Regions from separate parts of the Mus musculus genome. Here region 1 is linked to region 2. A link is a loop called in an ENCODE intact Hi-C map of the cell type or tissue named here. Cell type or tissue: heart. All regions are shown on one strand. Each heading gives the region's core, and the rest is flanking DNA. Links, peaks and the distances in the headings are about the cores only.

The links. A loop is a pair of places that touch in the nucleus more often than their neighbours do. Peaks named below come from ENCODE experiments on the same cell type or tissue, not always from the same donor. Only the 100,000 strongest peaks of a DNase experiment are listed, where the experiment ranks them.
Region 1: a loop joins it to region 2, with 16 times the contacts of the local background. A loop is called at or near these places in 11 of 42 quality-filtered maps.

Annotation. Positions count from the first base shown.
Region 1 is chr1:144,233,955-144,251,051 of GRCm38, reverse strand. Rgs1 (regulator of G-protein signaling 1) reads left to right here and starts at 1,948. Exons shown (of 5, transcript NM_015811.2): 1 at 1,948-2,151; 2 at 2,493-2,573; 3 at 3,085-3,146; 4 at 4,699-4,862; 5 at 5,565-6,383. The coding sequence starts at 2,015. The coding sequence ends at 5,750. In heart, for the core only: a CTCF peak has its summit at 7,368 (motif pointing left); no DNase peak of the experiment used is centred there.
Region 2 is chr1:144,347,104-144,364,200 of GRCm38, reverse strand. No RefSeq gene overlaps it. Among named protein-coding and RNA genes, the nearest start is that of Rgs1, 110 kb to the right of the region's middle. In heart, for the core only: a CTCF peak has its summit at 10,674 (motif pointing right); no DNase peak of the experiment used is centred there.

The DNA of each region.
Region 1 (17,097 bases), core at 6,196-14,195, 110 kb after region 2:
GTAAAAATTAACCAAATAAAAACCCATGTTTCTTATCTTTAAAAAAAAAAAGGCTATGGTTCTGCAAAATACTAAAAATCTCACATATTCCAAACATATCTGGTGCTATATACTCTGCTGCTTCTACTGACTCTTCTGATGCTTGTAACATCCAAAGGAATAGTTCTTGCACAGTTTTTGGAAATTGCCAGGGTGTATTGATAACAGGTAACCATGGTTCATTAAAATAACCTTTAAATTGTGTTTCTCAAGCATTTAACTTACACACATTATCCACAGGAGTGGAAGTTTATCAATAAACAAACATGAGAAACGGTGAAAGATTTTAACAGGAAAGTAAGTCTGAGCTGGACCACAGGAAGTAAACAAACACACATCTTTACGTCAACTGTCACAGCCCATCGGTTTTGTTTGGGTCACTTTCAAAGTGGCCAGCTCATCTCACTACTTCTCTTTCTTAAATGAATCATGTTATCTGGTAAACATCAGATGATAGCAATGTATGAAATAGCCATTCGTAACCATAGTGAATGTTGTAATACTATAAATGTTTACTACAGACTTTGTGTATCATACTGATTTTTTAAAAAGGACAAAGAAAAATTAATATGCCTCTCTTTTTTTTAAGTCAAATTTACCTAATTCCACCAAAAGTTTCTATGATAAAGGCTACCCTCTATTGAGAGGCAAAATTCAATCTGCCCAAAGTAAAGTTGGCCATCCTATAAAGTGCCATAGTATGCATCTTGTATAAACTCTGTAAGATGTTATATTGCATTAATATCTCTGCTCTGATACATGATTTTTATCAATGAGTAATGATTTTTGTAATGTAATCATCTCAATTAAAGCTAGATTTTTCCTCTCTGGAGATATTTCAAAAAATTCAATTATTATATCCTAACTAGTACAAATGATTGACTTATTCAAACAAATTCTGAGTTTACTTTGAATTTTCCCTCAGATACTTTATTTTTAAAGATTGGTATCTTTATCATTATGTAAGGTCTGTATGTTAGGTACACTTTTATTCATAGGTTTTCTTTAATTTTACCATGCCATCTTAATTATTGAACACAATTACAGTGACACATCACTTATAGTCTAATTATAGAAGTAGCATTAAAAAACAGAATGCTCCTTAAGGTCATCTTATGTGTCACTGGTAGAATATTTTGTACACACCTTGGAAAATTCTAACAAGAATGTTCCTTGTGATGGAAATGATGGGCAAGATTCCAGACACCACAGTGGTGTAGACAGCCTCCCATAGGTCTCCATCTTACCAGATAGATACAGAGTAGTCAGTATAAAAAAAACATTAATCTTATACTGCTTCATATGGGTGGCAGTGGTGAAGAACTCTTAAAATATTGTGAAGAAGCCAGAAGAAACTAAAGGGGGGGGGCTGTAATCAGAGTATACTATATGACAAGGAAATCTACTTTTAATTTTTAAGAAAGGAGAAAAAACATTGTGATCAGATGATTTTATACTCCAGAACTACCCCAAGCATCAAGGTGAAGGGAGGGATAGGACTCTACTGTTGAATTTCTGCGTGATACAGAAAATATAGCAAATGTAACATTGACCAGAACATATAGTTTTCAAGGGAAAAAAAAAAGAAAGTTTTAACTCAAACTAAAGGCTGATACTTCCTTTCCTCCAGAGATGTGTATGGCCCCCTTCTATATATCTGTGTGTGTCTGTGTGTGTGTGTGTGTGTGTGTGTGTGTGTGTGTGTGTGTTTGTGCATGTGTGTGCATAATTTTGTTCCTGCCTTCCTAATCAAATGACCTGCTCTCATTCAGTTGAGTTTCAACCACAAGACATCCCTGTACACTTTTTTTTCTTCAAGATACACGTCACGACACACCAAGAAAGGAGGAACTTCCGTGCCTGTGGTAACATCACTTGATAAACAGACTCCCTGAACAGCAAGTGCCCTGTCTGCCTTACGCTATATAAAGCAGCAGTCGTAGACTAACAGACACTCACTCGTTTTGAGAAGACCATGAGAGCGGCAGCCATCTCCATGCCAAGGTTGAACAAAATGCCAGGAATGTTCTTTTCTGCTAGCCCAAAGGATTCGAAAGAACACAGCCATTCTCTTCTAGACGACAAAAAGCAGAAAAAAAGGCCAAAGACTTTGTAAGTTCCTTCAGTGTGTCTCTTTGATTATCTTTTATGGCCAAAGGAGTAGGAATAAGTGGACGTGAGTGCTGGCATTTGGTTTATGGAGAGCGGAGCAATTACCTCCTGTGACTTATAAGTGAGAGTCAGTTTTATTGGAAAATAAATCATGTTACCAGAAAGTCTGGGGAAATCTTTCTAGACGTTGTTCATAAAAATGAGTTCTATTTTAACATACTAAAATATTGTGTTAGCTAGTCTTATTATTACCTTCCTCCTCAGATATGTTTGCTTCATGTTCTTTTCATAGATAAGGGGAACTCTTGTAGAGAATTATGAATTTTTGGTGTCTTTTGTAGTGGAATGGACGTGAAAACATACCTGAGATCGATGATCCCACATCTGGAATCTGGGATGAAATCGGCCAAGTCCAAAGACATGTATGTACTGAATATATTGAAATATTCTAAGTGTCTAAGCATCCTAGAAGCTAACTGTTGTCTTCAAATGATACTGATACTTCATGTGTCTAGGCATGCCAGCTTACTCTTGTAATTCCAGTACTTGGAGGTTGAGACAGGGGGATGGGCAGGGGACTTGAGTGAAGCCTTGGACTTTAAAAAGGCATATAAAAATACTGCATGCAATGGAGTTAATTTCTTTTAGGTAACAAGCCAAACAAGATTAGCCCATATTAGAGCCAATGAACATTAATTATTAATATGTCCACATCAGTTTTCTATTTGTGTTTTTCTAATTTATCCACTTAGATTTTAACTGTCTTGACAGATTTTTTTCATAACTATGGTGATTAAAAGGAACTTTATTCATAAAAGTAATAATAGAAGTCATAACAAAAAATTTTAGTTATCAATATGTAGTAGCCATTATTAAATCAAGTGGGATTTCCAAAACTAGTTTATTAATTTAGATTATTTTTGTTAACTGTAGACTTTCTGCTGAAGAAGTAATGCAGTGGTCTCAGTCTCTGGAAAAACTCCTTGCCAACCAGAGTAAGTATTCCTATCTATCCATTGTTTTGGGGTCAGCTTGATAATTTAATAAGTTGGATGGATGATTAATGTATGTTATCAAAGGAAGAAAAGCAAGTATGCAAAAATGAAGTATTTTAGTTCTTGAATCATTCATAATTTCCTCACAATATGACTCAGTAATATAGCACTAGATTTTTATCACTGTCCTTTAGACAAATCTGCCAAAACAGTTACATGTGTTCTTGCATTCAAGAACAAAACTGAAATTAGGCTGTGTTGCTGGAGAGCTGGCTGGTTGGCTGATTGCTTGTTGCTCTTAAAGATGACTGTTTCCCTGCACTCAAGGGACTGGTCTCACAGCAATCTACCTGTAACTCCTGTGCCCTCCTCTGGCCTCTGTGGGCACCTGTCCACAGGCGCTTCTGCATGGAGAGGGGCAAGGAGAAGAAGACACACATATACACATCAAATAATAATAAGCATTCAAAAATTAAAATAAAGGTGAATAAAAGTACATTGTAGCTTCAAAGTTTTAAAAGCCAAGAAAATATCACATCATTGGAATTGCTATTTTGAAAGGTACTTAAAATGTACTTTGTACCATTCAGTGAAAAGAGTAGGATTCGTTTATTTAATTAGTCGTCTATCATCCACATACTTATTAACTCTCATTTGTCCACCCTACGTGGAAGGTATTTTAAAAACAGCAAGGATTCAAATGCAAATACACAGTCTATTACTTCGTTAAAGACACTTGGATATTCCAAGTAAACACTGAAAGCATTCAGCATGATACATGTTTTAATATAAGCTCAAGAGAGGCTTGTGGGGGTTTTCTGATGGAAGGAAATAAAAAAAAATGAATGAAACCAGTCTCCATTCCCCATGGTGGGATTGCAACACTATTGGGATTAGAATCTTATTCAGAAGTGAAGACAATCAGCTTGGTCTCGGGAATAAGTTTACCCTCTTTGTAGAAAGACACTACGAAACTTACTTGGGAAGTCGAAGAAATTTAGCTTAGTTTGACCCAATGATTACAACAAGACTTACTCTACAATTAAGCTGAGCAAATGGTATATAAATCTCAATGGTACTAGCAAGTAAAATCAGTGTGCCAAACATACAGGTGACAAGCTATCCTAACATTATCTAACTACCATGGTTTGGATGAGGAATTTATATTTTTAACCATCAAACGATGTTAATACCCTAAATCATTAACATTTCCTTGCAGAAAGGACTCTACACTCTTGCTCACATGTTGGTGCCTATAAGTAATGACATTGTTCTACAGTCAGCAGAGTTCAGTGTCACTTTAAATACAAGAGGAAGCAAAGTACATTTATGTGAACACACAAAACATTATATGACTGTGGACAGTTTGTTTGGTGACAGATTCCACATGTAACAGTTTCTATGTCTGCTTCTCTACAAATTATGGCACAGCTGTTTGAGCAGTAGCCAACTTGTACCTTTGTGCATATATTAATGCTATAAGATTGCTTATAAATCTCTTCTGCAGCATATTCCTTTACTGACTCAATTTTCTAAACCCCTCTTATTTTAGCAGGTCAAAATGTCTTTGGAAGATTTCTAAAGTCTGAATTCAGTGAGGAAAATATTGAATTCTGGTTGGCTTGTGAGGACTATAAGAAAACAGAGACTGATCTTTTGCATAACAAAGCAGAGAATATATACAAAGCATTTGTGCATTCAGATGCTGTGAAACAAGTGAGTATTAAAGTCATTGTCATTAGTATCAGAGTGTGTAAATTTTACCTACATACAGAAATAGGTTACAACGAAATCCGTGGTATCATAGTTTTGCATATAGACAAATATATTCATTTATCCATTCACTTCAGTGGAGCCATTCCCTGGATTTGTAAAGCTATCTAGTAGAGAGACTAAAATGATTTTACAAAACTGTCCAACCTAGTAGGATGGAGAATGGAATGTGGTATTGCAGGGCAGATTGTATGTTAAGGAACCCTTAGTGAGCTATTGTAACTCAGATAAGGATAAAATGCAGACCCCAATAACACACACAATCAAAGTAACAAAAACATGTACAGCTACTTACAGTGTTGATCTTCCAGGACAATATTCCCATTCAGTAAACCTAAAATGCCTATGACCTTCTATTGTGATATATGGACTATGTTCTGGGGATATTTAATTTTTCATACCTATTTATTTTCTTTCTCCCAATTACACCATAAGCAGATGCAGAAAGAAAAATCACTTTTTGTTGCATTTCTCTGTAGCCCATATACCTATTATAGGACTGGCTTAGAACACCAATTCAGAATATAATTGAACTATTCTAAATAAGAATGTAAACCATTTTAAGATGATTCTGGAACACTAATAGTATAATAAAATTTAGGATAAACTGCAAATGCACATTAATTAAGAAATTGTTCTTTTCAGATCAATATTGACTTCCATACTCGAGAATCGACAGCCAAGAAGATTAAAACACCAACTCCCACATCTTTTGATGAAGCACAAAAAGTCATATATTCACTCATGGAAAAAGATTCTTATCCCAGGTTCCTGAAATCAAATATTTACTTAAATCTTCTAAATGACCTTCAGGCAAATACTTTAAAGTGAGTGATTCCTGGCTGACAGGAATTAAAAGATGGTATCAAGGACAGAAGGAACATGCCAATGAGACTGCCTGCCAGACCAACCTGGCCTACTTGGGTGGCTCAGGAGGCCCAGTGGAAGTACAGATGACTCAGAAAGGATTAACACAAGGTATCCAGGTAGAGACTTGAGGAAGCATGAACAAGAAGAACAAGGCAAGGCCAATGGAAGGAGATACTATGGTACTGTCATGAAATACAGTGGGACTCTATTCAAACAACCCTCCAAAATGGGAAGGTCAGCTGACTCTGGCAACACAGAAACTGTGAATAATGTGTATGAGACGGATTACTCTGTGCTGTAAACTCCAAGGGCAGCAGACATGTATGCTGCGTGCTGTTGTGTAGAATGTGTTGAACTCTTGCAATCTCCTTCCCTTGGATAACCAGTCCAAAAGTATATAGCGCAAATAACAGTTGCTATTATTGACATGAAGAGTTTTTTTATTTGTTTATTTAATTATATTTGGCTTGGAGTGGAGGAAGACATTTATATATTTAACCTAACTATTTTTTTAATCTAAGAAGCTGTCACACATTTGTAAATTAAATTATCATTGTATCAATAATAAATGTGGACACTATATTACAATATTTAGAGAAATGTCTCCTATTTTATTGCTATTTTGATTCTGGCATTTTTTTTTTGCTCTGATTAAAAAAAATTGAATGTAGTTACTACACATGTTAAAGTGGATGAGGAAAAGCCCATCATGTCTCAACCCAACACAAAGAACTACAGGTAACTAAGGAAAGCTAAAAGTGAGAGAAATACTCTTATCCAGAGAAGAGCTCACCAATTGGTTATCCAATACCAAATGATCAGCCCTGAAAACATACATACAAGTACCATTGTACACACTGAACATGTTGTGTTGACCTAAGTTTGGAATGTGTATACTTATACATTTATGTGTGTAACAATAATTAATGAAAAAAAAAGATGCCATTAGTTTGAGATTAGAACAAGGATACTATATCAGAATTTTGGGGGAGGAAAGGCAGACATTTTTATTTCTATTATAATCTCAAAAAGGATAAAAAAATTTGAAGCAAGAGACTTGTACTTTCTACTGTCTATTCGGAATATAATGGTATTATCAAATTAGTACTATATTTTCTCTATTGTGTTGGACAAAATTAACTAGTTTTCTTTCTGCTATACAAGCTCTTTAATTCAGGTTTCAAATTGATGAGAAATGGTGGCATCTTTGAAAGGGGAAAGAAAAGCTATTTTAGATTCAGGTTTATTTTCTCATGTAATATTCACAACAATGTGATGAAAACTAAAACTTAGAAAAACTAAATTCTCTCAAAGTTACCATAAATGCTGAAACACACCCTTATCTATCTGGCCCTATCCCAGACTGATCACATGAGAATCTGCAACTACTACAGTATGGGAATCTGTATTTCAAAGGATACATCAAGTATTCCTGAAGATGATTTAATTGCCTGAGGCTGGGAACCTAGAGATTAATGAGCAGTCATGGTTCTAAGGATGGATCATGATTAGGCCCATATAGTCTATGCACCTTATACAGTGAAACACTGCCACCCACTGACCAGAGGAGTTCCCTAAGCCACTGAATTCTTATGTCCTCTAAGTAAGAAATTGAGACCCTTCTGAAAAGAATGTGCCTACAAGAGCAACTTCCCCCCATAGGGTGGAAGGAACGGGTCAGCTATCTTCTGGAACCTGTGCAGTTGTATATCCTCATACACCTGTCCTAGATAAAATTTTCAACAGTCAGTTGAAAGAACCCACAGACCAGAAGGAATTGCTGTACATGTTTTCACTTCAAGCTCTCAGACACCAGGGAGCAGCAATGGTGAGGAACAACATGTATAACAGGTTTGAAAAGATTTTCAGTTTCTGTGGGACTGAATCCAAATTAGTTCTTCATATGGCTGTGTTCTGTCCTGTTGCTGGCCACAGGGTAAGAAAAACTTGGTAAATCCATGTCATTCATTATCTCTAGTCACACCAACACAAATTCTATCCATCTTCCTTCTACTGTCTGTGGTTGACATAACACATTTCATTTAAAAGTTTTAAATGTTTATTATTTATTACTTGAAGATTTCACATGAGCGCTATATTTACACCATTCCTCCATTTCTCTCTCAAATCCCTTCTGTATCCACTTTCTCAAATTCATGACATTTTAGGTGCACTTACCACAGGCTCTCATTGCTTTCCAGTTCACAGAATTCTTACTATTTACAGTCTATTATCTCTCATTTCCTAAATAGACACACAAACACGTACACATGCACATACACATTTCATTTCGTATGATGTCAGATAGGAAAATTCAATAGTTAAAAATCCCTCCCATGGTGACATTCACTGTACAACTCCCATTGTCCGTTCATGTATCCTTCCTAGCTTAATATCTCACTGGATCATCCACCTAATTTTGCACAAGTCTTGGTATGTGCATGACTAAAACTTCACTTCACTATCTCCAAGTCTTTATTAACTTCTACTTTTATCTAATATAACTTTTCCTGCTTTCTGCACAACCTAATCAAATTTTCCAGGCCCAGATTGAGTAACTTCCCATAAAGCCTTTCTATAATGCACTGCAAGGCAGTCATCTTCAAATCTGATGAGGATGAACTACAGGCCATATAAACACAGGGTATTGTGCTCCTATTTTAAGTGCTACTGTCATGTTAAATAGAAACCAGACCCTTACAAGTGAACAGTACAACAATCCAACGACACACAGGACATCAAGCGAATGCTGCTGGTATTTGTCTAAGTAGGTTGTAAAGTTAAAGAACTACCCAAATTTGGAAATAAAACCAAATATTAAGCACACATATTCATTATAGAGAAAAACATCATCCTGGATGCATGGATTCCAGGTAATATGAAATGCAAGATATGATCTACATAAACATGTAATAACGTGTGAAGTAGAGCCAATTTCCATTCATTCAAGTAAAAACTCAAAAACGGTTTTTATTTTTTTATTGGAGATTTTGTTTACATTTCAAATATTATCCCCTTTCCCGGTCCACTCCCCCTGAAACCCCCTATCCTGCCTCCCCTCCCCCTGCTTCTATGAGGGTACTACCCTACCCACCCACCCACTCACTTCCCCACCCTCGAATTCCCCTACACTGGAACATCCATTGAGACTTCAGGGACCAAGGGCCTCTCCTCCCATTGATGCCTGACAAGGACATCCTCTGCTACATGTGCAGCTGGGTCCATGCGTCCCTCCATGTGTACTCCTTGGTTGGTGGCTTAGTCCCTGGGAGCTAAGGGGGGTGGGGGTGGGGGGGGAGCAGGGTCTGGTTGGTTGATATTGTTGCAAATTCCTTCAGCTCCTTCATTCCTTTCTCTAACTCCTCCATTTGGGACCTGGTGCTCAGTCCAATGGTTGACTGAGAGCATACACCTCTGTATTTGTCACACTCTGGCAGAGACTCTCAGGAAACAACTATATCACACTCCTACACCAAATTGTAACATTTCTCCAAAGTAGATTAAACAATACCTATGAAATAAGAATTACTAATCAAAGACAGGAGTCATTCCATCCTTTTTGTTAAATGCCTTTAAGACTGAACATGGATGATGCAAATGGAAAAATGTGTCATTTCCCATACTCAATGTTAATGAAACTGTCTTACAAATTAAGGCAGCAACAAATACAGAACTTTCTGTGCAGAATATTTCTCAGTATGTGACTACGTATTTCACAGTAGCTCCTTAACTTAAAAGTATGAACAGAAAGAACCAAGAAAAAAAGTGAAATCAGGAGACAATCACATTCATAGTAGCCTTGAAAAATTGATCAGAATAAATAAGAAAGAAAAATATTGTGCAGTGGAAACTAAGATACTGGATGTCTTAGTCAGGGTTTCTTTTCCTGCACAAACATCATGACCAAGAAGCAAGTTGGGGAGGAAAGGGTTTATTCAGCTTACACTTCCACATTGCTGTTCATCACTAAAGGAAGTCAGGACTGGAACTCAAACAGGTCAGGAAGCAGGAGCTGATGTAGAGGCCATGGAGGGATGTTACTTACTGGCTAGCTTTCCCTGGATTGCTCAGTTTGCTTTCTTATAGAACCCAAGACTACCAGCCCAGAGATGGTACCACCCACAAGGGGCCCTCACCCCCTTGATCACTTATTGAGAGACTGCCCCACAGCTGGATCTCATGGAGGCACTTCCCCAACTGAAGCTCCTTTCTCTGAGATAACTCCAGACTGTGTCTCGTTGACACACAAAACCAGCCAGGACAGTGGGTGTGGGAAATCCTGAAAATACCAGAAAGGGGGGGGGGTCACAAACTGGTAGGAGTAATATTGTGAAAATGGTCATTCTACCAAAAACAATCTATAGATTTGACACAAAATTCCAGCACAATTCTTCACAGAAATTGAAAAACATATAGAAACACAAAATAGTCAAGAAAACAAAACAAAACTTGAGAATGAAAAAAGTGTTGTAGCTACTACCATCTAGTAACACTACAGAGCTAGAATAGTAAAAAAACAGCATGGCACTGTCATCAAAACAGACATGTTAGTCAGTGGAGTAAAGTTAAACACCTATATATGAATCCATACTCTTACAGGTGACTGATTTTTTTCAAAGAGGCTAACAATAAGCATTGTAGAAAAAAGAGCATCTTTGACAAATCATGCTGGTCAAACTGGATAGCTGTGTGTAAAAGAATGAAACTAAATTCTTTACTCTCAGCCTGCACAAAACTCAACTCCTGGATAAAGGATCTTAACATAAGACTTTATATCCTAAAGCAAAATTGTTATTCAGCAACTAAGGAAAAATACACTATTAAATTCATAGGTAAATTGATGGAGATAGACAAAACTATTTGGAGTAAGGTAACCTAGACACAGAAAGAAAAACATCACATTTTTTTCTCAGTTCTGAATGTTAAACTTGAATCTTTAGATATGTAAGTCTCATTTGGAATACCAAGAGGCATCTGGAAACTAACAAGGGGCATGAAGGGGCATAGCTTCAAGAAAATGGATGTATAATTCAATGGTATACAGAGGAAGGGGAAAATTGTGCAATATGAAAGTGAATGGGGACAGGCATGGGTGAGTAGATGAGGGAATATGGGCAATGATAAGTAACAGTAAAGACCTTTTAGAAATGTCACATGACAACCTACTACTGTAAAAGCTACAGAAATAATGAGTTTAAGTGAAATTATCTCATAATGCCCCTACTAGACACCACAACCTAACAATAATCCCAGGAGTGGAGCTATAAAATGCTTCAGCAGTGAGAAGCACGGGCTGCTCTTAGTAGCGAACCTGAAATCAATTTTCAGCTCCTACATGGCAACCCACAGTTTATGGGACCACTGTGATCCCATAAACTCCTAAATATTATAGGCTATTGTTATTATTTAGCCTCCAGAACCTGAAGTAAAAGCCTATTTTTAAGATTCCATATACCTGAGTCATAGAACATGGATAAATCTAATGCTACTGGCCTGAAGTTTCATCCCTACTGGCTAGCTTTTATAGTGTTAGATGTTGTCTACGGTATCAGAGGAGAAGAGTAATCATAAATGTTACTGAGCTGTGAACCCTGCCAGCTTTTACAATTAGCTTGGCAAGATACACCCATTGATATTAGAGGACTACAAATGTTATAGGTGTAACAATCAATTTCTACTTGAACTTAAGGCCCAGTCTACATGAGGGCATTGTGATTTGAGTCAAACCCTATGGCTAGACAGGTCTTAGATTCTGGGGAAGAACCTACTACTGTTTTTCTGTAAAATGCCCACAGTGTTGCACGACCTCCTAATGACTCAACTCTCATCAGAGAAGCTTCTTTATTCAGTAAGTGATGACTAACACACATATTCCACAAGTGGGCATGGTCCACAAAATAAGACACTAGAATGCTCGGCCCTAAATGGGATATCTGTGTCACACACCCTCATCCAAAGGTTCAAGGATCATGGTAAAAATGGGGCAAAGAGAATGTATGAGTCAGAGGCAATGGTTGACTATATGAAAGCAGTGTTTTTCAGATACAGCAGTTATGACAACATGCACAAGACCTGAGCAATTTCAAGCCAGAAAAAAATCCCAGAATGGAATGGGAGGTAAACAGGAAGTCCTACTTCTAAGTGAGGTGCTGTTGACACGTGATAATTGCTGGGAGATGGAGAGTCCGTTTTCTTTAAGGGTGTGGCCTCTTAAAGACAACCATGCCAGTGGGCCAGATCAACAAATACAGTCATACAGCCAAGAGTACATTTGCAGCACAAGTTGAAAATGATAGGTTGGTTTGAATTGGTTTGGATTGGTTTGGTTGTTTTAAAGGGATACAAACCCAGATGGACAATGGATGGAGATGGGGAAAAAGTGTGTCTGTGTTTGAGAAGAAGGCTAGATATAATAAAAAAAAAAGTGTGAACTTCTTAAAAATATTTTAAAGGGCTGAAGAATAACACAAAAAAGAATTTGCAAAGCATCTTGCTTTTATATTACTACACATCTTCTATGATAGCTTGAATATATTTCACCTTTTCAAGTTGAATTATTAAACCAAAGGGGATTTTATTATACTTTAAAGTTGTTTATACATATTTACTTTCAAAACCCATCACTGGAAGTAGATTTAGCTAGGAATTTGAATCTAAGTCCCCCAAGATGCTTAAAGACACCATGCCTTAATTTGGATTCTTACTACTTAGGGAAGACCTATGATGCAACCTAGATGGCTCAAACGCAATATAAAAATGTCAAGAGACTAAAGCAATTTGTAGTAGGCAATGGTTCCAAGTTTAAAAGCACAAATCAAAGATATAAAACGAAGCTAAAATCTAAGTTACATATCAAGAGATAGGCAATACAGCTACCAAAGACAACTCACAATCATATCAGCACTGGGCAGGAGAGGCATTCTGGTGGATGCAATGGTGTAGCAGAAGTTACTTCTACAGTAGGCTCTGCCCCGAGCCTGAGAGTAAGCCTCTGCTACACCTCAGCAGATAATGGAATATTATAATATGCACAGTTAATAATATTTTTAAATGAAGAATTGTTGTAGTCAATTTCTCTGTTGTCACATCATTTAGTCCAATCACCTTATAACTTCTTTATTTATGCAGAGAGCAAGAGAATCATAATTTCTTAAGATTTGCATATTTTCTTTCCTCCCAAATGATCTGTTGTTTATCTGGTGAAAGTGAAAAAGTGAAAAGTCTGTGGTTTAAGTTTACACCAATATGACCTCATCACATTCTGTACCACTTCAGTTCTGAAACACTCTGCTTCAATTGACCAGTATATGATTACATTCCTAGACCACTATTTTGCTTAAATCTAGCCATTCACTTAAGGTTTACAGTTATTCACTGTAAACATATAATAAGTAAAGCATGTTCCCTCATTAATAATTGAAAAATATATTGTTTATGATTTATATTTAGCAGAATTATTAGAATAATTAAAATGATTATGGATGTAGCAAGAAATACCAAGGTACAGTGAAGAACCACAGACTATTCCTTGCTTGAAGACTTGCTAATTCTGTTCAGGAAAATTACTTTCAATAGTTGGTCCTAAAAAAAAGAGCCCAGATCATACCCAGCATAGTCTTGAAAATATCTCATTATTAAATAATGAATTAATACATCTACCAGCAGTGATTCCTTCTGTGTGCCATAGTCCATGCTTTCAGGCAGAAACACTGAGATGTTTAAAGCACATCCCACATTTTTTTAATGATTTTCCGTATCCTGGGATCAGAAGGAAAAATTAAGTTGTATTAAAATAGACTAAACACTATAGAAATGTTAAGAGAATAAGTCGGATCTTGTGATGGATGATCTTCCAAGTTATCACTCCAGGTTCCTAAAAAGAAGGAGGAGGGAGAAGAGGAAAAGGTAGGAAGGAAGAAGGAGGAGGAGCCACCACATGGAACTGGCAGCTCTCTCTTCCTCTGATGGGAGAAACTGCAGCCCACCTTCATGCCAGCACCATATTCAACTGCCATGAGCATCCAGTCTTATCAAATTTGTTCCTTTTGCACTTTCTCCTATCCCCCATTTTCACAGATTTGGGTGGGTGCTGTATGTTTTTCTCGAGACTCCCATCGTGAAGTGATGACTAGGTGTACAACTGACACCCAATCTCACTGGGAGGATGCGAAGCAGAAGAACCAGAGCATTTATCATCATGGACAGTAAGTAAGCTTTAGGGAATCCACCTATCTCCTCTCTTAAAAACTGGGCTAAAGGCACACACAGACATACTCAGACTTTTACATTGATGCTGGGGAATTGAACATGTGTCCTCAGCACGCGAAGCAAGTTTTCTTGCCCACTGAGCTATCTTCCCAGGTCCTGCTGTGTGCATTTCTTGCAGGCAACAAACAATTAGATCTTATTTGTTTTTGTTTTCTTTTTCCACCAGACTGTAGGTTTCGCTTCATCTTTTATGTGCAGTGTTATGATTGACATGTATGACTTTTTCCTGACATTTCATTGTTTTTCCTACAGTTTGCTGTTCCTAAATTATCAGTTGGCCATCTTTCTTGTGGCGAGTTTATTCCTTCTTTTGCTTGCATGGCATGCTTATCCTTCCTTTCTGCATGTAGAATTCCTTTATGTATCTTCTAAGTGCTCATTAGCTCCTTTGATTTGTGATTTTTCTGGACTATTTTTACTTCTTAGCTTATTTTTTTAGTATAAATTTTCTGGATATAGTAATGTCATTCTTTTCCAGGGCTTGAAATACATCGTTGAGTGTTTCCTGGACTTTGGAGTTTCTGTTGGGAACTGCTTTTACCCTGATGGCTTTGCTGATATAAGTGAATTGGAACTTCTCGCTTGCGGCTTCAATATTCATTCCCCGTTCTATACTCTTCATATTTGAACCACAAAATTGAAAGCAAAGGTTATCTTCTGACCTTTTCTGTTTAGCCAATCCCTCCAGTAATTGGCTGCCGACATCTTACCAAAGTTTGGGCAATTTTCTATTATTTCACTAATTGATTTTCTATGCTTTTTTAAAATTGGGTATTTATTTAATTTACATTTCCAATGCTATCCCAAATGTCCCCCACACGCTCCCTCACCCACTCCCCTACCCACCCATTCCCACTTCTCGGCCCTGGCGTTCCCCTGTACTGAGGCATATAAAGTTTGCACGACCAATGGGCCTCTCTTTCCACTGATGGCCGACTAGGCCATCTTCTGATTCATATGCAGCTTGAGACACGAGCTGGGGGTGGGGGGGTGGGGGGGGTGGGTATTGGTTAGTTCATATTGTTGTTCCACCTATAGGATTGCAGATCCCTTTAGCTCCTTGGGTACTTTCTCTAGCTCCTCCATTGGGGGCTCTGTGATACATCCAATAGCTGACTGTGAGCATCCACTTCCGTGTTTGCCAGGCCCCGGCATAGTCTCGAACAAGAGACAGCCATATATGGGTCCTTTCAGCAAAATCTTGCTAGTGTATGCAATGGTGTCAGCGTTTGGAAGCTGATTATGGGATGGATCCCCAGATATGGCAGTCTCTAGATGGTCCATTCTTTCGTCACAGCTCCAAACTTTGTCTCTGTAACTCCTTCCATGGGTGTTTTGTTCCCAATTCTAAGAGGGGGCAAAGTGTCCACACTTTGGTCTTCGTTATTCTTGAGTTTCATGCGTTTAGCAAATTGTATCTTATATCTTGGGTATTCTGAATTTCTGGGCTAATAACCACTTATCAGTGAGTACATATTGTGTGAGTTCTTTTGTGATTGGGTTACCTCACTCAGGATGATGCCCTCCAGGTCCATCCATTTGCCTAAGAATTTCATAAATTCATTGTTTTTAATAGCTGAGTAATACTCCATTGTGTAAATGTACCACATTTTCTGTATCCATTCCTCTGTTGAGGGGCATCTGGGTTCTTTCCAGCTTCTGGCTGTTATAAATAAGGCTGCTATGAACATAGTGGAGCATGTGTCCTTCTTACCGGTTGGAACACCTTCTGGATATATGCCCAGGAGAGGTACTGCGAGATCCTCCGGTAGTACTTTGTCCAATTTTTTGAGGAACCGCCAGACTGATTTCCAGAGTGGTTGTACAAGCTTACAATCCCACCAACAATGGAGGAGTGTGTTTTTCTGTCATATAACCTTCCTCTATACCAATCTTTGATCTTATGCATCCCAGAGGTCTTGCATATTCTGTTCATATTTTTTTCTTGCTCTCTCTAAATGTTCCAATCCTTCAACCTATCTTCACAACCTCAAGTCTTCTCCCTTAGTTGTCTAGACTGTGAATAAAGTATATGGCCTGAGATTTTTCTTTATTTAGATCATTGAGCCCCATCCTTCCAAGTTTCCTATTTGGTTCTTTTTTACGGTCTCTCTCTGTAGGAGTTGATCATCATTGGCGGCTTAAGGGAATTTAGAATCACCATGGATACAAGTCTCTATGACTCTGAGAGGTTGCCTGACTTAGGCTAATTAAATTGAGAAGTCCCACCCTAAATATAGGCTAAAAAGGAGAAGAAAGCTAAGCATCAGCATCCACCAGTCTGCTTACTAACTCAGTTAAGTCACTAAGTTACTAACTTAGTTACTAAGTTTGGCCAGCTACCTCCTGTTTCTGCCACCAGAACTTCCTGGCCATCGTTGACTGCACCCCTTCAAATAATACACAAAATAAACAAATAAGTAAATGAGTAATAAAATAAAACTATATCATCTCTCCTTATCACAGTTAATAATATTTTTATTAATTTTGTCAGATGTATTTGGTTTGTTTTATTTTGTTTTTCACCAATATGAAAACTAATATGCCAACTCTTTGTTGAATTTCTTATCCATACCCTTTATTGTCCTCTAACCCTTACTCAATAGATTTTCTACTTTTGGCATTGAGGGAATTCACCGATTTTTTTTTTAATCATTCTTCTAAATTGTTTATCCAAAATATTATTCCGTCCAACATTTTTAAGTGAGATGCTAAAGAGCTGCATCTTTTAGAGTTTCATTGCCTTGTTTTTCATGTCTGCTCTATGTCTGCATGGGATTGGTAGAGATGGGTATCACTGACACTTTCTCATGAGACCCTTCATAGGGAACAGCCATCTCCTGATGGTGCTTCTGGGGTATTGCACTGTTCTGAAGTGCTGAATAAATTTCCAGTTGGATCCTAGAACAGTTTTCTTATTACTTCTCTTGATGGTTATTAGTGTATTATGGCAAGACACATACTGTATCAGGATATGAGATCCGTTTCTTCTTCATTGTTACAAAAGGAGAGAACTTCTAGCAAATATCTGTCTGATGTG
Region 2 (17,097 bases), core at 6,040-14,039:
ATCTTCAATAACAACATAAATAATGGAAAGCCAACATTCACGTGGAAACTGAACACCATTCTTCTCAATGATAACTTGTTCAAGGAAGGAATAAAGAAAGAAATTAAAGCCTTTCTAGAGATTAATGAAAATGAAGCCACAACATACCCAAACCTATGGGACACAATGAAAGCATTTCTAAGAGGGAACCTCATAGCTCTGAGTGCCTCCAAAAAGAAACTAGAGAGAGCACACACTAGCAGCTTGACAACACACCTAAAAGCTCTAGAAAAAAAGGAAGAAAATTCACCCAAGAGGAGTAAACGGCAGGAAATAATCAAAGTCAGGGGCAAAATCAACCAAGTGGAAACAAGAATAACTATTCAAAGAATCAACCAAATGAGGAGCTGGTTCTTTGAGAAAATCAACAAGATAGATAAACCCTTAGCTAGACTCACTAGAGGGCACAGGGACAGCATCCTAATTAACAAAATCAGAAATGGAAAGGGAGACATAACAACAGATCCTGAAGAAATCCAAAACACCATCAGATCCTTCTACAAAAAGCTATACTCAACAAAACTGGAAAACCTGGATGAAATGGAAAAATTTCTACACAAATACCAGGTACCAAAGTTAAATCAGGATCAAGTTAACGATCTAAACAGTCCCATATCCACTAAAGAAATAGAAGCAGTTATTAATAGTTTGCCAAACAAAAAAAAAAGCCCAGGACCAGATGTGTTTAGTGCAGAGTTCTATAAAACCTTCAAAGAAGATCTAATTCTAGTTCTGCACAAACTATTCGACAAAATAGAATTTAGAAGGTACTCTACCCAACTCATTCTATGAAGCCACAATTACTCTGATACCTAAACAACAGAAAGATCCAACAAAGACAGAGAACTACAGACAAATTTCCCTTATGAATATCGATGCAAAAATACTCAATAAAATTCTTGCTAACAGAATCCAAGAACACATTAAAACAATCATCCATCCTGACCAAGTAGGCTTTATTCCAGGGATGCAGGGATGGTTTAATATATGGAAATCCATCAATGTAATCCATTATATAAACAAATTCTAAGACAAAAACTGCATGATCATCTCCTTAGATGCTGTAAAAGCATTCGACAAGATCCAACACCCATTCATGATAAAAGTCTTGGAAAGGTCAGAAATTCAAGGCCCATACCTAAACATGATAAAAGCAATCTACAGCAAACCAGTAGCCAACATCAAAGTAAATGGTGAGAAGCTGGAAGCAATCCCACTAAAATCAGGGACTAGACAAGGCTGCCCACTTTCTCCCTACCTATTCAACATTGTACTTAAAGTCCTAGGCAGAGCAATTCGACAACAAAAGAAGATCAAGAGGATACAAATGGGAAAAAAAGAAGTCAAAATATCACTTTTTGCAGATGATATGATAGTATATATAAGTGACCCTAAAAATTCAACCAGAGAACTCCTAAACCTGATAAACAGCTTTGGTGAAGTAGAGGGATATAAAATTAACTCAAACAAGTCAATGACCTTTCTGTACACAAGGGATAAACAGGCTGAGAAAGAAATTAGGGAAACAACACCCTTCTCAGTAGTCACAGATAATATAAAATAACTTGGCATGACTCTAACTAAGGAAGTGAAAGATCTGTATGATAAGAACTTCAAGTCTCTGAAAAAAAGAAATTAAAGAAGATCTCAGAAGATGGAAAGATCTCCCATGCTCATGGATTGGCAGTATCAACATTGTAAAAATGGCTATCTTGCCAAAAGCAATCTACAGATTCAGTGCAATCCCCATCAAAATTCCAACTCAATTCTTAAATGAATTAGAAAGAGAAATCTGTAAATTCATCTAGAATAACAAAAAACCTAGGATAGCAAAAACTCTTCTCAAGGATAAAAGAACCTCTGGTGGAATCACCATGCCTGACCTAAAGCTTTACTACAGAGCAATTGTGAGAAAAACTACATGGTAATGGTATACTGACAGACAAGTAGACCAATGGAACAGAATTGAAGACCCAGAAATGAACCCACACACCTATGGTCACTTGATCTTTGAGAAGGGAGCTAAAACCATCCAGTGGAAGAAAGACAGCATTTTCAACAAATAGTGCTGGCACAACTGGTGGTTATCATGTAAAAGATTGCGAATTGATCCATTCCTATCTCCTTGTACTAAAGTCAAATCTAAGTGGATCAAGGAACTCCACATAAAACCAGAGACACTAAAACTTACAGAGGAGAAAATGGGAGAAAGCCTTGAAGATATGGGCACAGGGGAAAATTCCTGAATAGAACTGCAATGGCTTGTGCTGTAAGATCAAGAATTGACAAATGGGACCTCATAAAACTGCAAAGCTTCTATAAGGCAAAAGACACCGTCAATAAGACAAAAAGACCACCAACAGATTGGGAAACAATCTTTACCTATCCTAAATCAGATAGGGGACTAATGTCCAATATATATAAGGAACTCAAGAAGGTAGACTCCAGAAAATCAAATAACCCCATTAAAAAATAGGGCTCAGAGCTAAACAAAGAATTCTCACCTGAGGAATACTGAATGGCTGAGAAGCACCTGAAAAACTGTTCAGCATCCTTAATCATCAGAGAAATGCAAATCAAAACAACCCTGAGATTCCAAATTCAGGTGACAGCAGATGCTGGTGAGGATGTGAAGAAAGAAGAACACTCCTCCATTGTTGGTGGGATTGCAAGCTTGTACAACCACTCTGGAAATCAGTCTGGTGGTTCCTCAGAAAATTGGACATAGTCCTATCAGAGTATCCCACAATACCTCTTCTGGGCATATATCCAGAAGATGTCCCAACCAGTAAGAAGGACACATGCTCCATTATGTTCATAGCAGCCTTTTTTATAATAGCCAGAAGTTGGAATGAACCCAGATGCCCCTCAACAGAGGAATGGATACAGACTATATGGTACATTTACACAATGGAGTACTACTGAGCTATTAAAAAGAATGAATTTATGAAATTCTTAGGCAAATGGTTAAATGTGGAGGACATCATCCTGAGTGAGGTAACACAATCACAAAAGAACTCAAATGATATGTACTCACTGATAAGTGGATAATAGCCCAGAAACTTAGAATACCCAAGATATAAGATACAATTTGCAAAACACATGAAACTGAAGAAGAATGAAGACCAGAGTGTGGACACTTTGCCCCTTCTTAGAATTGGGAACAATCACCCATGGAAGGAGTTACAGAGACAAAGTTTGGAGCTGAGACAAAAGGATGGACCATCTAGAGACTGCCATATCCAGGGATCCATTCCATAATCAGCCTCCAAACGATGACACCATTGCATACACTAGCAAGAGTTTGCTGAAAAGACCCTAATATAGCTGTCTCTTGTGAGACTAGGCCGGGGCCTAGCAAACACAGAAGTGGATGCTTACAGTCAACTATTGGATGGATCACAGGGCCCCCAATAGAGGAGCTAGAGAAAGTATCCAAGGAGCTAAAGAGATCTGCAACCCTGTAGGTGCAACAACATTATGAACTAAGCAATACCCCGGAGCTCTTGACTCTAGCTGCATATGTATCAAAAGATGACCTAGTCGGCCATCACTGGAAAGAGAGGCCCATTGGACATGCAAACTTTATATGCCTCAGTACAGGGGAACGCCAGGGCCAAAAAAGTGGGAATGGATGGATAAGGGAGTGGGGGGGGTATGGGGGACTTTTGGGATAGCATTGGAAATGTAATTGAGGAAAATACGTAATAAAAAAATTAAAAAAAAAAAAAGATTTACAAGGTTTCCAAACACAAATGCTTAGATTCCAGTATAAAAATACAATCAATAAGAGCCAGGGCAGTTTGTCTCCAATAAAACCCCACAACCTTACTACAGTAAGTCTTGAGAGTTGCCACATAGCTGAAGAAAAGAACAGGACCTTAAAATAACCTCTATGAATATCAGAAAGTGGAAACAAGTAAAATCTCTCAAAGAAATCTATGAAAACACAAACAAATAGTAAAGGGAAAATGAATAGAAAGAGTTTACGATCTGAAAGTAAATATAATCAATAACGAAACCCAAACTGACAGACCTCTGAATTCAAATAGGAACCTCAGAAGCAAGATTCACCCATAGAATACAAGATGTAGCCGGGTGTGGTGAAGCACGCCTTTAATCCCAGCACTTGGGAGGCAGAGGCAGGTGGATTTCTGAGTTCGAGGCCAGCCTGGTCTAAAAAGTGAGTTCGAGGACAGCCAGGGCTACACAGAGAAACCCTGTCTCAGGGAAAAAAAAAAAAGAATGCAAGATGTAAGACAGAATCTCAAACATTGAGGACACAATAGAAAATGTGGTAGATAAATGAAAGAAAGTGTTAAATTAAAAAAAAAAAATCATGATGCAAAGCATCCAGTAAATCTGGGACAGTATGAAGAGACCAAATCTAAGAATAATCGGATTAAAGGAAAAAAAAAAAAAACAAAACAAGGTTAAAGGCACAGTAAATATTTTTAACAGGTTATAAAAAAAAAATTCCCTAGGCTAAGAAAGGAAATACCTATCAAGGTACAAGAAGCATACAGAATGCCTAATAGATTGTAACTGAAAAGAAAGTTATCTCTGGCATATATTAATCAAAATACTAAATGTATGGAACAAAGAAAGAACATTAAATGAGGCAGGAGGGGAAGACCAAGTAACATATAAAGGCAGACTATTTTGATTAAAATTTGACTTTTCAATCGAGACTCTGAAGCCCAGAAGGGCATGGGCAGATGTGTGACATACTCCAAATGCCAACCCAGACTAAGATACACCGCAAAACTTTAAATCACAGTATTTCTCCAGAATAAAACTTTCTATAATAAAACCAAATTTAAGCAATATATATCTAAAATTCCTGCCCTACAGAAGGAAAATTCCAACTTAAAGAGGTTAACTATAACCATGAAAACAAGGGGAATAAATTATAAATCTTAGACTACCAAGGACAAAAGAGGGGATCTCTCTCTCTCTCTCTCTCTCTCTCTCTCTCTCTGTCACACACACACACACACACACACACACACACACACACCACCACCACCACCACCGCTGCTGCTGTCGCCTGTAACTACCACCACCACCAAAATAAGAAAAATTAACAAACGATGTTCATTGGATTTCTCAACATCAGTAGTCTCAATTTGTCAATAAAAAGACACAGATTAACAGACTAGATTACAAAACAGGATTCATCCTGCTGCATCCAAGAAACACACCTTAGCATCAAAGATGTACAAAACTTCAGGGGTTAAGGAAGGAAAAAGATAATCCAAACAAATGAACCTAAAGAGCAAGTTGGTATAGCTATGTTAATATCTGAAAATATAGACCAAACCAAAGCTTATCAGAAGCGATAGGGAGGGCTGCTACATACTCTTCTAAGGGAAAATCCTCTAAGAGAACAGTGCAATTCTTAACATCTATTCCCCAAAACCAAGGGCACCCACGTTCATAAAAGAAACACTATTAGTGCTCAAATCAAATAGAGAGCCTCGCACACTGATGGTCGGAGACTTCAGTACACTACTCTCACCAATGGACAGGTCATCCAGCTAAAAACTAAACAGAGAAATTCTGAAGCTAATAGACATGATAAACCAAATGAACTTAAAAGATATTTACAGAACATGTTACTCTCTTCTCAGTACCTAATGAAACTTTCTCCAAAATTGACCACATACCCAGCGCAAAAAAAATTTTAACAGATACAAGAAAATTGAAATAACACCTGAAACTAAGAAGAAAATGTAAATAACTTGATCCTACCTGAACACCTCAGCCTGATGTATCTCAACATCAGAAATAGCAGCAAGCCTGCAAGCTCATAGAAACTGAACAACTCATTACTGAATTTAAAAAGGTGTCAAGACAGAAATTAAAAAAGAAATTATAGACTTTCTAGAAAGTAACAAACATTAATACACAATATACCTATACTTATGGGGCATCTTGAATATAGTTTTAGGAAGCAAATTCATAGATATAAGTACCTAAAAATAAAAAATTGAACAAGTTTTCTTTTCTTTTCTCTCTCTCTCTCTCTCTCTCTCTCTCTCTCTCTCTCTCTCTCTCTCTCTCTCTCTCTCTTTTTCTTTCTTTCTTATTTTTTTTTTTGAGACAGGGTTTCTCTATACAGCCCTGGCTGTCCTGGAACTCAACCAGAGATCCTCAACCAGACAATATGCAAAGAGTAAGAGTCCTTGGAACAGTCATCCCTAAATGTGATGTTATGTCTCCATTATGCGCTGGGGAAGAGGAGGAAGAAAGACTGTAAAAGTCAGAGGGATGGAGGACATCAAGAAAACTCAAACTTCTAAGCCCAATGGGACCAATGTACCTGACAGAGACTGAGGCACCATGCACAGGACCTGCATAGCTCTGCACCAGACCTAGAGGGGTCCTAGATCAGAAAGGAGAAGTGGGTCTTCATCACTAACCCAGAAGCAATCTCCAATTAATAACCACTTGCAAATAAGTATTTAGTTTCATCCCAGGGATACCCACTTGGCAAACAACTCTTAAGGGTAAGCCACATGTCCCTGCCCCCCCCCCCCCAGTAGATGGCCAACAGAAAACAAACTCACCTCAAACAACTTTGGAGGTTCCTTATCTCATGATGAAGTATCCAGTCTTTTCCTTTTAAAATTGTATCATATTTATTTTTATTGTATTGTATTTTTTTCTCTCTTTTGCTCTAAGTTCCTTTGCATATATATTATGGCTTCCACCTCAGTGTTTTAATAGGATTCCTTAGTGTTTGAACAAGTGAGTCTCTGTGTCTCCATCTGTTTCTTGTACTTTCCCTTGGCTCTATTCCTTCTGTTTGTTTTTCTTATTCCATTGTGCTTGATTTTATTTGATTTGATTTGATGTGATTTTTTTTTCTTACAGAATTGTTGATTTTCTAATGAAAAACAGAAATGAGGTAGATCTGGGTAAGAGAGGATCTGTAAGGGAGAACTGGGAGTAGTAGAGGAAAGACAAACTCTAATCAACAAATACTGTATGCTTAAAGAAAAGAATCTATATTCAATACAGTGGAAAAAGAAAACCTTTTTAGAATCATATACTTTCTTGAAATAAAGCAAATGAATTTCAGTTAATATTATTTAAAATTGAAACAATTAACAGTTAGTTCTGGAGTTGTTAAGAATTAATAAATCAAGATTACTTGTATAATTACCTTGAAGTGACTTTGTAATTTGACTTAATGGGAGCTGTTATTGTTATTTTGCTAAATGGTCATGTTGTCATACTGTCTTCTCAATATTACGTTTATACCCAATATGTCAGCTGCTCTCAACACAAACGGATAATTTATACCTATAACTTAAATATGTTCCTCCTCCAAGTAACCTCTAGTTTCAACCTAATTGACCTCTAGTTTCAACTCTCTCTATATTTCTTGGACTAAATTATAAAATTGCAAAATTTATACTAAGTGAAAATAATCCCAACTATCCTTCCTTGAAATATAAGAACAAAGGTGAAGACTTATGCGACTCAAGCTCAATAGCAAACTACAGTTGTCAATGCAGCTTAATATTGGTATGAAACTAGGTAATTATGTCAAGTAATCAGAGAATAGTCCACAGATAGTTCTGTACACTGCTAATGGATTTTTGAAAAATATTCTAAGATAATAGAATAAACAGCCTTTTTTAGATAAAAGGTTCTTTGGATACTGGTTAAGTAGTCAAAATATTAAACTTTTTTTTACAATTATACTATTTATCTTTATACTATATATTGTATTCTTACAAATATATTATATATAAATATGTGTATTAAGATGAGTCATAGACAAAATTATAAAGGCTGGAATCATCAATCTTTAAAACCCTTTCAGCCTCGTGACTTCAGGTTTACGTGTCAGGTTGTATCCCTGGAATGAATATGCTGAAGTCCTCGCCTCCAGAAACTGTGACTGTTACTGTGTTTGACCACACAATCTGTTCAGAATTAATTAGTCAAGCAAAATGAGGTCATCTTGTAATACTGTGAGCTCAAGTCCAGTATGACTAGGTCTTTAGGACAAGATAGACATACAGAGGGAAAAATTAACACTTAGTCAAGAATGTTAGTAGAATGTGGTCTGGCCACCATTAGAAGCCAGGAGAGCAACAGGAAACAGGATGCCTTTCAGAACCTCCAGATCATAACCCTGAGAGCAGGCTTTAAAACTTAGTTTGCAAAACTGTGAGGGAATAATGTTTTATATGTGTGTGTGCGTGTGCATGTGTGTGTGTGTGTGTGTGTGTGTGTGTGTGTGTAATCCAGAACTAGAGTACTCCTCAGAGTTGAGCAGATATGCTACAAAATTAAACTGACAAGACTGATCATGTGGTAAGATGGTCACCACCATGGATCATTAGTGCATGAAATGGAAACCACAGTGAGGTGGTTTACACCCACTAGAGTTGATGGTATCAGGTGACAGTCATGGTGGAAGCTGCCTGTACCTCTCAAGCCTCTACTGACACACAAAGGTAGCAAGGAGACCGGGCATATTTCAAGACCTCTGTGGAAGGTCTGAAGCCATGTAGAATACTGAATCCTATACAGTTGATGTTTGTTTGTTTCCTACAGAGTCCAGTGACAAAGTATAATTTTACAAATTAGGCACAATAAAAATTTCCCAGCTAATTATAAAATAGAACATTAATAGTAAGAAACTGTGAATGTAGACCCTCTCTCAAAGCATCACATTGTCCTGCAGAGCTTTGGAACATGGCTGTGTGATTAATATCTTTTATGGAGAATTTTTAGCATTTTACTTTTCAAAAAGCACTTTATAAGTTGTCTATGATACATCCACAGTTTTGTCTTTTCATCTCCCGATGTCATTGCATCACATCTCCTGAGGTATTACAAAGAAAAACATGAAGATTTTCTTAAACGTAAGCACTGCAATACATAAGTGATTCATAGGTGGGTAGTGTGTGCAGCACAGAATGCCGGACAAAGGGATGATTCACATTCCAGGCAGGACAGAGCAGAATGACCTGAGATTTCATCACACTGTGCAGAATGCCTTAGAAACTGTTTATTTCCCTTTAATAGTTTCTAGATTGAAAGTAAATGTCATGGAAGTTAGAGGACTCATATAATATTTTGGAAAATACAGTAGATTATAAAACTAAACGAATGCTCTTATATGAAGTAATTTTGTGTCAAGAGAAATGAAAATATACATTATCAAAAGTAGCTTACTGGCCAAAGAAGTTTTTGTCACAATTGTTAGAACCTATATAACCCTTACTATACAGACTGAGTCTCATAAGCAGTGACTTCTACAAAATACTCAAGGACAACAGCTCAAGATTAAGATGTCAACAGAGTCATTTCTTCTAAGGACATCTGTCCTAAAACTGAAGATGTCTGTCCTCTCCCCCGTGTTCACACAGTGCTGCCTCCCAACACTCTGTGCATGTGTGTGCGTGTGCATGCACATGCACATGCATGTGCACACACACTTTCCTATGTTAACAAATATCTTCCTTTTAAAACAATAATATTCAATATCAGATTAGGGCCAATATGAAATATTTTATTTTCACTTACATTGTTAAAGATTTTATCTCTAAATACACTAATATCTTAAGGTGTTAGGTGATGCAACTCCAGTTATTAAATTCATACCATAAACTAAGTGACCACTGATTAAATTCTGTATGTCAGTTTGACTGGGTTATGATACCCAGCCATTTGTTGAAACATTAAGTTAGATATTACTATGGAAGCCTTCTAGTGTAAGTGAGTTTACAATCAGTTGAGTCTTAGTAGAGTATCCTCTACAATGTGTGGTATTCATTTATTCAGTAGGGGACTTACAAAAAAAATCTAAAGACTCCAGACAAGGCATAATTTCCCTGGTGACTATCACAAAGATAAAATCCCTGAGTTCACAGTTCTCCTGTCTTACAGCAGCCTAAACTTTAACCTGAACTTCCCATGTGTAGCAGGGCCCTATGGATGCTAACATTTTTGGCCCCTCAGCCATGAGTCACTTTGAAAGAAGCTTGCAAACTCAATCCTATCAACATTGTTTTCTTTGAAAGAAAAATCTGAACAATATGGTCATATAATGAAAAGTATTCAGTTATCAGAAGGACAGAATACTCCTAAAAACATGAATAAATCTGACTTTCTATATTGAGTAGAAAGAAATGTCAGAGAGGTAATATGTACATTCTATCCCTCAGTTTCTTGCAGGTCCTAGTCAGGGCAGAATTTGCTGGCAATGACAGAGACAAGAAAATTGGTGTCACCTGCAGTAGAGGAGTGAGGATGAATAGGCACTGGAAATGGACAAGAGAAAAATAACTCCCTGGAGCATTCTGGGACTGTGCTATACCTGGTTTAGACTGGTAGTTAAATGAGGGTGCATCTTTGTCCAGTCTCAGAGAAATGAACAGTGCTTAAGTAAGCATTTCATTCTTTGAAAATACTGTATGTGTTCTTTAAAAGATTATAAAAAGTAACATGGGCCTACAATTTTATACTAGATAAGTATTTTGTTTAAAAATATGATTGTTTTATCAAATAAGTGACTTTCTGTAACAAAATATATTCATGATTGATTTAATGTCAGCTCTTACTTCCACCTTGGATTTTCATTCTTTGTCCTGACTGAACTGATTAACCAGTAGAGGGCATCCTCCATTCATAAGCATTATGAGACCATGGTGATAAATTCACCACCACCACCCCTAATCAGGTTTAATATAAATAAACAGTGAAGTAACAGTTATAAATAATTTTTTAGCCAATGATTTTAGTTAAAAATTTAGTATATTAGCTATATGCCAATTCAATTGAATTATAAATTCCTCATAGACTAAGGCCCCATGTCTCCACAAATATTTAAGATTTACTGAATATACCTATTTGTCAATTTCTTTTGTAAATGAATAAGATTTTTCATTTGGTTTTGCTGGAAAATGTCAATTTTATCTATCCCCAAGAGATATCCAATACCATACCACTAAGTAATTTATGATTTAACCTTAGGTTTCTAGATGGATTGAATTTGTTTTGATGCTTTCCTGGGTGAAAATGACAGTATTAATTTTAACATATTGGATATGTATATACATATATGTGTGTGTGTGTGTGTGTGTGTGTGTGTGTGTGTGTGTGTGATGATGATGATAAACAAGTATTTTTTTTGAAAAGCCAAAATAGACAAATGAAGAGCAGATGGAGAAAGAGAATGTATCTGCCAGAGGAGAGGTATTCGCCTCACCCAGGAGGACTTTCTTGGTTCCCAGGTTCCTCTGACACTAGTCTGCACAGGTGAGAGTATGGACTACAGAAGCTAACAGCTTCTGGGACAGGCCCTGTGTTGGGCCTTCATCTTCTGCCAGGAGGCAGGTCTGAATGCCAGATATCTGTGCACCTTCCCTGCAAGAGGAGAGCTTGCCTGCAGAGAGTGCCTTGACCACTAAAACTCAGGAGAGAGCTAGTCTCCCAGGTCTGCTGATAGAGGCTAACAGAATCACAAGAGGAATAAGCTGTAACCAAAGACAACTATAACAACTAACTCCAGAGATTAACAGATGGCGAAAGGCAAATGTAAGAATCTTACTAACAGAAATCAAGACCACTCACCATCAATAGAATGCAGCACTCCCACCTCACCCAGTCCTGGGAACCCCAACACACCCGAAAAGCTAGACCCGGATTTAAAAGCATATCTCATGATGATGGCAGAGGACATCAAGAAGGACTTTAATAACTCACTTAAAGAAATACAGGAGAACACTGCTAAAGAGTTACAAGTCCTTAAAGAAAAACAGGAAAAGACATCCAAACAGGTGATGGAAATGAACAAAACCATGCTAGACCTAAAAAGAGTAGACACAATAAAGAAAACCCAAAGTGAGGCAAGGCTGGAGACAGAAACCCTAGGAATGAAATCTGAAAACATAGATGCGAGCATCAGCAACACAATACAAGAGATGGAAGAGAGAATCTCAGGTGCAGAAGATTCCATAGAAAACATCGGGACAACAATCAAAGAAAATGCAAAATGCAAAAAGACCCTAACTCAAAACATCCAGGAAATCCAGGACACAATGAGAATACCAAACCTACAGATAATAGGAATAGATGACAATGAAGATTTTCAACTTAAATGGCCAGCAAATATCTTCAAAAAATTATAGAATAAAACTTCCCAAACCTAACGAAAGAGATGCCCGTGAACGTACAAGAAACCTACAGAACTCCAAAAAGACTGGACCAGAAAAGAAATTCCTCCTGACACATAATAATCAGAACAAAAAATGCACTAAATAAACATAGAATATTAAAAGCAGTAAGGGTAAAAGGTCAAGTAACATATAAAGGCAGGCCTATCAGAATTACACCAGACTTTTCACCAGAGACTATGAAAGCCAGAAGATCCTGGACAGATGTTATACACACACTAAGAGAACACAAATGCCAGCATAGGCTACTATGCCCAGCCAAACTTTCAATTACCATAGATGGAGAAACAAACGTATTCCACGACAAAACCAAATTCACACATTGCCTTTCCATGAATCCAGCCATTCAAAGGATAATAACAGAAAAAAACCAATACAAGGACGGAAACCAAGTCTTAGAAAAAGCAAGAAAGTAATCCTTAAACAAACTTAAAAGAAGACAGCCACAAGAACAGAAGGCCAAAATTAACAACAAAAATAATAGGAAGCAAAAATTACTTTTCCTTAATATCTCTTAATATCAATAGACTCAATTCCCCAATAAAAAGACATAGACTAAAAGACTGTCTACACAAACAGGACCCAACATTTTGCTGCTTACAGGAAACCCATCTCAGGGAAAAAGACAGACACTACCTCAGAGTGAAGGGCTGGAAAACAATTTTCCAAGCAAATGGTCTGAAAAAACAATCTGGAGTAGACATTCTAGTATCGAATAAAATTGACTTCCAACCCAAAGTTATCAAAAAAGACAAAGAGGGACACTTCATACTCATCAAAGATAAAATCCTCCATGAGGAACTCTCAATTCTGAATATCTATATTCCAAATGCAAGGGCAGCCACATTCATTAAAGAAACTTTAGTAAAACTCAAAGCACATATTGCACCTCACACAATAATAGTGGGAGACTTCAACACATCACTTTCATCAATGGACAGATCGTGGAAACAGAAACTAAACAGGGACACAGTGAAACTAACAGAAGTTATGAAACAAATGGATTTAACAGATGTCTACAGAACATTTTATCCTAAAAGAAAAGGATATACCTTCTTCTCAGCAACTCATGGTAACTTCTCCAAAATTGACCATATAATTGTTCACAAAACAATACTCAACAGATACAAAAATATTGAAATTGTCCCATGCATCCTATCAGATCACCATGGACTAAGGCTGATCTGCAATAACAGCATAAATAATAGAAAGCCAGCATTCACGTGAAAACTGAACAACACTCTATTCAATGATACCTTGGTCAAGGAAGGAATATAGAAAGAAATTAAAGACTTTTTAGAGTTTAATGAAAATGAAGCTCCAATATACCCAAACTTATGGGACATAATGAAAGTATGTCTAAGAGGAATATTCATAGCTCTGAGTGCCTCCAAAAAGAAACTAAAGAGAGCCCACAATAGCAGCTTGACAACACACCTAAAGCTCTAGAACAAAAGGAAGTAAATTCACCCAAGAGGAGTAGTTGGCAGGAAATAATCAAACTCATGGGCGAAATCAACCAAGTGGAAACAAGAAGAACTATTCAAAGTATCAACCAAATGAGGAGCTGGTTCTTTGAGAAAATCAACAAGATAGATAAACCCTTAGTCAGATTCACCAGAGGGCATAGAGACAGCATCCTAATTAACAACATCAGGAATGAAAAAGGAGACATAACAACAGATCCTGAAGAAATCCAAAACACCATCAGATCTTTCTACAAAAGGCTATACTCAACAAAATTGGAAAACCTGGATGAAATGGACAAATTTCTAGACAGATACCAGGTACCCAAATTAAATCAGGATCTGGTCAATGATCTAAACATTCCTATATCCCCTAAAGAAATAGAAGCAGTCATTAATAGTCTCCCAACCAAAAGAAGTCCAGGACCAGATGGGTTTAGTGCAGAGTCCTATCAGACCTTCAAAGAAGATCTAATTCCAGTTCTTCACAAACTATTCCATAAAATAGAAGCAGAAGGTACTCTACCCAATTCATTCTATGAAGCCACAATTAGTCTGATACCTAAGCCACAGAAAGACCCAACAAAGATAGAGAATTTCACACCAATTTGCCTTATGAATATCTATGAAAAAATCCTCAATAAAATTCTTGCTAACCAAATCCAAGAACACATCAAAAAAATCATCCATCCTGACCAAGTAAGTTTTATTCCAGGGATGCAGGGATGGTTTAATATACAAAAATCCATCAACGTAATCCACTATATAAACAAACTCAAAGACAAAAACCACATGATCATCTCGCTAGATGCTGAGAAAGCATTTAACAAGATCCAACACCCATTCATGATAAAAGTCTTGGAAAGATCAGGAATTCAAGGCCCATACCTAAACATGATAAAAGCAATCTACAGCAAACCAGTAGCCAACATCAAAGTAAATGGTGAGAAGCTGGAAGCAATCCCACTAAAAACAGGGACTAGACAAGGCTGCCCACTTTCTCCCTACCTATTCAATAAAGTACTTGAAATTCTAGTCAGAGCAATTCGACAACAAAAGGAGATCAAGGGGATACAAATTGGAAAGGAAGAAGTCAAAATATCAGTTTTTGCAGATGATATGATAGTATATATAAGTGACCCAAAAAATTCTACCAGAGAACTTCAAAACCTGATAAACAGCTTCAGAGAAGTAGCTGAATATAAAATTAACTCAAACAAGTCAATGGCCTTACTTTCCACAAAGGATAAACAAGCGGAGAGAGAAATTAGGGAAACAACATCCTTCACAATAGTCACAAATAATATAAAATACCTCGGCGTAACTCAAACAAGGAAGTGAAAGATCTGTACGATAAGAACTTCAAGTCTCTGAAGAAAGAAATTAAAGCAGATCTTAGAAGATGGAAATATCTCCCATGCTCATGGATTGGCAGTATCAATATAGTAAAAATGGCCATCTTACCAAAAGCAATCTACAGATTCAATGCAATCCCCATCAAAATTCCAACTCAGTTCTTCAACTAATTAGAAAGGGCAAGTTGCAAATTCATCTGGAATAACAAAAAACCTAGGATAGGAGAAACTCTTCTCAAGGATAAAAGAACCTCTGGTGGAATCACCATGCCTGACCTAAAGGTGTACTACAGAGCAATTATGATAAAAACTACAGGGTACTGGTATAGTGACAGACAAGTAGACCAATGGAATAGAATTGAAGACTCAGAAATGAACCCACACACTTATGGTCACTTGATCATTGACAAGGGAGCTAAATCCATCCAGTGAAAAAAAGACAGCATTTTCAATAAATGGTGCTGGCACAACTGGTGGTTATCATGTAGAAGAATGTGAATTGATCCATTCCTATCTCCTTGCACTAAAGTCAAATCTAAGTGGATCAAGGAACTCCACATAAAACCAGAGACACTCTAACTTATAGAGGAGAAAGTGGGGGAAAGCCTCGAAGATATGGGCACAGGGGGAAAATTCCTGAATAGAACAGCAATGGCTTGTGCTGTAAGATGGAGAATCGACAAATGGGACCTCATAAAATTGCAAAGCTTCTGTAAGGGAAAAGACACCATCAATAAGACAAAAAGGCCACCAAGAGATTGGGAAAGGATCTTTACTTATCCTAAATCAGATAGGGGACTAATATCCAATATATATAAAGAACTCAAGAAGGTGGTCTCCAGAAAATCAAATAACCCCATTAAAAAATGAGACTCAGAGCTAAACAAAGAAGTCTCACCTGAGGAATACCGAATGGCTGAGAAGCACCTGAAAAAATGTTCAGCATCCTTAATCATCAGGGAAATGCCAATCAAAGCAACCCTGAGATTCCACCTCACACCAGTCAGAATGGCTAAGATCAAAAATTGAGGTGACAGCAGATGCTGGCGAGGATGTGGAGAAAGAGGAACACTCCTCCATTGTTGGTGGGATTGCAAGCTTGTACATCCACTCTGGAAATCAGTCTGGCGGTTCCTCAGAAAATTGGACATAGTACTACCAGAGGATCCCGCAATACCTCTTCTGGGCATATATCCAGAAGATGTTCAAACTGCTAAGAAGGATACATGTTCCACTATGTTCATAGCAGCCTTATTCATAATAGCCAGAAGCTGGAAAGAAAACAGATGCCCCTCAACAGAGGAATGGATACAGAATATGTGGTACATCTACACAATGGAATACTACTCAGCTATTAAAAAGAATGAATTTATGAAATTCTTAGGCAAATGGATGGACCTGGAGAGCATCATCCTGAATGAGGCAACCCAATCACAAAAGATCTCACATGATATGTACTCACTGATAAGTGGAAATTAGCCCAGAAACTTAGAATACCCAAGATACAAGATACAATTTGCAAAACACATGAAGAACGAAGACCAAAGTGTGGACACTTTGCCCCTTCCTAGAATTGGGAACAAAACACCCATGTAAGGAGTTACAGAGACAAAGTTTGGAGCTGAGACGAAAGGATGGATTATCTAGAGACTGCCATACCCAGGGATCCATCCCATAATCAGCCTCCAAACACTGACACCATTGCATACACTAGCAATATTTTGCTGAAAGGACCAGATATAGCTGTCTCTTGTGAGGCTATGCGAGGCCTAGTAAACACAGAAGTGGATGCTCACACTCAGCTATTGGATGGATCACATGGCCCCCAATGGATGAGCTAGAGAAAGTACCCAAGGAGCTAAAGGGTTCTGCAATACTATAGGTGGAACAACAATATCAGCTAACCAGTATCCCCCTTCCTCCGGGTTCGTGTCTCTAGCTGCATATGTAGGAGAAGATGGCCTAGTTGGCCATCATTGGAAAGAGAGGCCCATTGGTCTTGCAAACTTTATATGCCTCAGTACAGGGGAAAGC